Regions from separate parts of the Mus musculus genome. Here region 2 is linked to region 1. Evidence: chromatin loops called from intact Hi-C (ENCODE). Cell type or tissue: left cerebral cortex. All regions are shown on one strand.

Region 1 (2,500 bases):
TCTCATGTATCCTAGGCTGGTTTTGAACTCTCTCTGTAGCAAAGGCTGTCTCCTACTTATACCTGCTGAGTGCTGGGATCACAGTCTTGTAGGAATCTACCACCATGCCTGGTGACAACCCCAGGGTCATCCGTAATATGGAAGCTCTGTACCAGCTGAGCCTAACCCTGACAGTTATTAACAAGCAACTTAAATCCCCCACCCTGTCCATTCAAGCTCTTAGCTACCATTTCCCCTGATGCAATTAGAAGCTTCATCAACAGGAGCTTTGTCCCCTCAAAGAACACAGAAGCAAATGAAAATTCAGCCATCCCTCTACCTCCTTGGTTAGCATCTTCAGGCTCCCATCAAACCCTTGAGGGCTGAGGTTTTATACTGAAACTTTATGGACATATTCCTGGCTGACACAAGTAATCTGCAGTACGCAAAAGTTGGACCCATAAGCCAAGTAATAAATGCTAAGGTCTGAAGCACTGAGGGGAGACCTGTGTGAGTCCTGTCTCCTGTTCTCAAGCAAGTCTATCTCCCCCTCCCTCCCCTCTGCTTCAGTGTGGCATTTAAAACCCAGCTGAGAAAAGATTGTCTGTGCATTCTCTCAAGCTAGAGCTGCATGTGTTGGGGCATGGGGGCACGGGGGTAGTGGAGGTTGGGAGCCAGGGGTATGTTTCCAGTTGTCAACAGTTTGATGGCAAACACCCTTTTAAATTCTGACTTCTGGGAAGCCCAGTTTTCCTATTTCCTCCCCACTCCCCGTCTTGTTGACAATTTCTTCATTGCTTTATTCTCAACAATGCCACTTTTAAATTGAACATGTGCTTAACAATAACAACAGCCAAAGAGTAGGGTGTGTTCTCGATTGATTTTTAATGTCTTTTCAAGGAAAAAAAAAAGATTAGCTCAGAAGGACAATCAGAAACGGAATGTTCTGCCTCCTTTCCTCCCACAGACACACAGGGCTTGGTTTGGCTCCTTGTAATTTTCTCTCTGAAGCCTTAGCATGTATTTTGTGGGCTGTCTTCCCCCCATACTATCCATTTGGCTTAGCATCCTCAGTTTGACCAGTCTCCAACTGACTCTCCTTTTCACAATGCGTTATTAGAAAAACAAAAGTGGTTTGTCATCACAAACACTCAAATAATACGTCCTATCACTGATGTTGGTCCTCTCTCCCATCTTCCTCCCTGACTCCACTAGCTTTCAGGGCAGCATGGATACCAAAGGCTAAGAGTCACACTAAACGAAGCTTCCTGAAGTCATGAGATCATAAAGTAGAACAGATGCGTGTCTTTACCTGGACACCTTATCAGTTAAGGAGTCTGATGACATGGGAGGTTTGCGATTCTGTCTCATGGGAAATGGCACCATCTTTTTTTTCCCCTTTCTCTAGACATGTTACCCATCATCTAAATTTGAATATGTGAGACATAAGAACCCAGAGTTACATTCCCTGTTGCATTTCTATAGCAACTGGAGTATAGTGCTATCTCCAGGAGAGCCGTTCAACATGTGTGTGCCAGCACAGATGCTGGGAGGCTTGGGAAATACCAATGAGACGGGGCTGAGAATGATGTGCACGAGAAGGAAGCAGCGGGTTCTTACTGTGGCCGGGGCTGCCCGAAGCCCACAACACGGCACCAGAACACAGCACCATGGCAGTGTCTGAGTTTTACAGGAAACATAAGGGAGAATCCCAATGAATGAACCAGCATGAGAATGTTTCTGAAACACACTGAATTATATACTCAGAAGTGTAATTGCCTTTGAAAATGAAGGAACAGGGGGAACTGCGATCCAAATTTGATATCATTTAATTTAAAAAATATGCTTAAGCACATGTGACCATGATGGAACTAACAGAACGGAGGAAGTGTTTGCTCAAAAGAGCTTGGGCATAGAAGGAATTGATCTGAGTGAAATAGGTGGGGGGATGGGGAGACAAAGCAGAAGGGTCATATTTCTGCTCTTGTAGCCCTTCAGGCAGCCCGGAAGCCCGGACACCTCCCTGCTTGTGTCTAAGTCTACAATCCTGAAGGATCTGGAGGCAAATTAGCAGAGAGGGAAACAGAAGGAACTTGGGAAAGGGTTTTATGAATTAAATCTGCCCTGTGGACCACAAGTTCCATTTTCAAAAGAAAGCCAACAACTCGAACTGCTTAGGGAGAAAGCTGGAACGGAAAGGCTGTAACTGTTGAAGATGTAGCTCTATGCCACGACAAGATGCTGAACACTACCATGCTCGGTCTCCTCAGCTGTCCAACTGACATCAGGTGTCGGCTGCTGTCCTCCCTGGGAAGGTTCTTTTGGATAATGTAGGTGAAGTTCATAATGCATATTCCCCCTGAGATTGTGGCAGTTGGGGTTGCTGGATGTATTCCTTACTTAAGGATTCCACAGCCAATGGTCACAAACTGTGGTTTGAAACAATTGAAATTTATTCTCTAATGAGTCTAAAACCATAGTTTACAACAAAGTTATTGGCAAGGTCAGGCTCTCTCTGGAT
Region 2 (2,500 bases), 49 kb before region 1:
CCTGGAACCATTTCATTTTGGCTCTGTAATAGCTTCTCTGCTGAGAAATGGATGACCTTTCTTGCAAGAACAGAGAATGGCAGAAAAGAGACCTGTGTTTCTCATCAGCCCTCCTAATCTTAAACACCATCATCCCTGCCCTTTCACACGGCAGACTAGGGAAACCCCAGAGGAAGAATGAAGCAGAGGTTGACTTGGGCCGTCTACACATTTCTCATTGCTTCATAGTACAATCCCAAGGCAGGGGCTTAGTCCGTCCACCAGGGTATTCGGCTGGTTCACTTGTGGTCCTTTCAAGGCCTTGCCATCTGGCCCCCACTGAGGTTGGTGAGCCCAGGTTTTATCCTAAGCATTATTTGCCCAGCAGACCAAGAGCCATCTCCAGGAGATCACATTCCATCTCTTGCTTTTCGTTACCATGGGGTGATGCCATCTCAGTTACTTTTTCTGTGGCTTTGATGAAATACCCTGACAAAAGCAATTCAAGCGGAAAAAAATCCAGGTTTCCTTCCATCATAGTGGGGAAGTAAGAAACAGGCAGGGACAGGAGGTGCCGAATACATTGTATGGAGTCAAGAAGCAGAGTGAGCTGCGACTCCCTCTCCCTCTCAATCTGTGTATAGTCCAGAACCCGCCCAAAGAAACAGCATGACAGTACCCACAATGCACAGGTCTTCCCACCTCCATTGACACAATAAAGACAATCCACAAACATGCCCAGAGGAATATCTCCAGGTGACTCTTTCAAGGTGGAAATAAGACTAACCATCACTGAGATCAACACCTTGGGCAAAACTGTTCTTCCCAGCTTAAGATTTAAGTATTTAACTGCTACCAAACATATTTAACTAGAAAGTGTGGCTAATCTAAAGTTAACACATTGTCAAGACAATGTACTCTTGCCTCCCTTCTGACACTCCAGGCTGTTACAAATGTTACTCTCATCGGCTCAGGCCCCCAGCAGCACTCGCAGGTTCTGTCATTCTGTCACAGGCTCCTTCCTTTCCCTTCACCTCCCAGGTTTCTCTCTCACACTCAGTGTTTTATCTCCCCGATCTGTCATATTAACCTGGCTCTCCCCAACCTACTCCAGGTGTTCTAGCTCAAGACCATATCATCTTCTTCTTCACTTTCTGACTGATTTCCTTAACTCCAGTCTTCAACTCCCCAGATTTATCCTCCATGTAGTTAACAATCACTGTGTTAAACACACATGGTCACACCAGCGTCCTGCGTGAACCTATTCCAGGTTCTTCATTGCCCATCGCAGTGGCCTCAAACATCAAAATTTACTATTATAAGGCGCATCTTAGGGTTTTTTTTTTAAAGCATCAATGCCCAAGACCCATTTCAGATCAACCTAATCAGTTGAAATCAGTATTTCCTAATGTTCTAATTGATTTTAGTATGTAGGTAGTACATGTTAAACCAAATTCTGCTTGGTGATCTTCTGCTACACAACACGAGTTTGTTCAGTAATAACTTCTTAGTTTAAAACAACCATCTTAGTGCATTGAATAGATGGCATATTCAGATGGAATTTACCTGAGCTGTTCTGTTCCACATTACTTGAGGTCTCCTGCTGGTATTCAGATAGCACAGGATCCAAATTGGCCTCACTGAAATTAAGAAGGCTGGGGTCCCTCTGCCCCATAACAGTATCAGACAGCGTGCTCATAGAAGGTCTCAACATACAGCAACCCCATACAAATATGGTGGGATACATACTCCATATATCAGCAAGGAGGACATCAGCATCTGGGAGTGTATAAGAAAACACAATCCTTGCCCACCCCACCCCACCCCATACCTTCTCAGCAATGCACACTGAAACTGAGGTACGCCTATGTCTAGGTCCAAACCTGATGACTTAAGGTATTTAAGGTCATCTTCTACATCTGATCTTAGCCAAAAGGCAGCGATGCTACTTGACATCTTTAATCTAGCACATGCTGTTTTCCTCCATATTTGTAATGGATGTGAAAAAAACCAATTCTGATTCAATAGTTGTGTAATTGCTGGTGGTAAAGGTCACTTAAAAGGATCTAGAATTATCTGGGAGACAGACCCCTGGGCACACTTATTTTGACTGTATCATTGAGGTGGACTATTGGTTGGACAAGATACTGGGCTGTGTAAGTGGAAAAACTGAACTGAGTCACACTCAGGTGTCCAGTGCTCTACTGGCTGTGACCAGATGCTCTAGGCTCCTGCTGCGATGACTGCCCCACCATCACCAACTGTGCAAGCCCTGTGAATTAGAGCAAGATATCTCCTTTAAGTTGCTGTTGTTGGAGTATTATGTCACAGCAACAGAAAAAAAAATGAAGACAATAGGTAAGTGAATATCGAAGCCCCAATTAAAGAAATGCCTCCATTATATTGGCCTGTGGGCAACTCTGTGCAGGCACTTTCTTGATGGACATGGGAGGGCCAGGCCATTGTAGGGCATCTGTGGGTAAGACAGCAGGCTGCGCAAGTCAGGAGAAGCAAGCCAGTC

What was found. A loop is a pair of places that touch in the nucleus more often than their neighbours do. Peaks named below come from ENCODE experiments on the same cell type or tissue, not always from the same donor. Only the 100,000 strongest peaks of a DNase experiment are listed, where the experiment ranks them.
Region 2: a loop joins it to region 1, with 4 times the contacts of the local background. A loop is called at or near these places in 1 of 42 quality-filtered maps.

Annotation. Positions count from the first base shown.
Region 1 is chr14:48,089,838-48,092,337 of GRCm38, forward strand. No RefSeq gene overlaps it. Among named protein-coding and RNA genes, the nearest start is that of Peli2, 30 kb to the right of the region's middle. In left cerebral cortex, no CTCF peak of the experiment used is centred here; a DNase peak (open chromatin) is centred at 1,541.
Region 2 is chr14:48,041,290-48,043,789 of GRCm38, forward strand. No RefSeq gene overlaps it. Among named protein-coding and RNA genes, the nearest start is that of Peli2, 78 kb to the right of the region's middle. In left cerebral cortex, no CTCF peak of the experiment used is centred here; no DNase peak of the experiment used is centred here.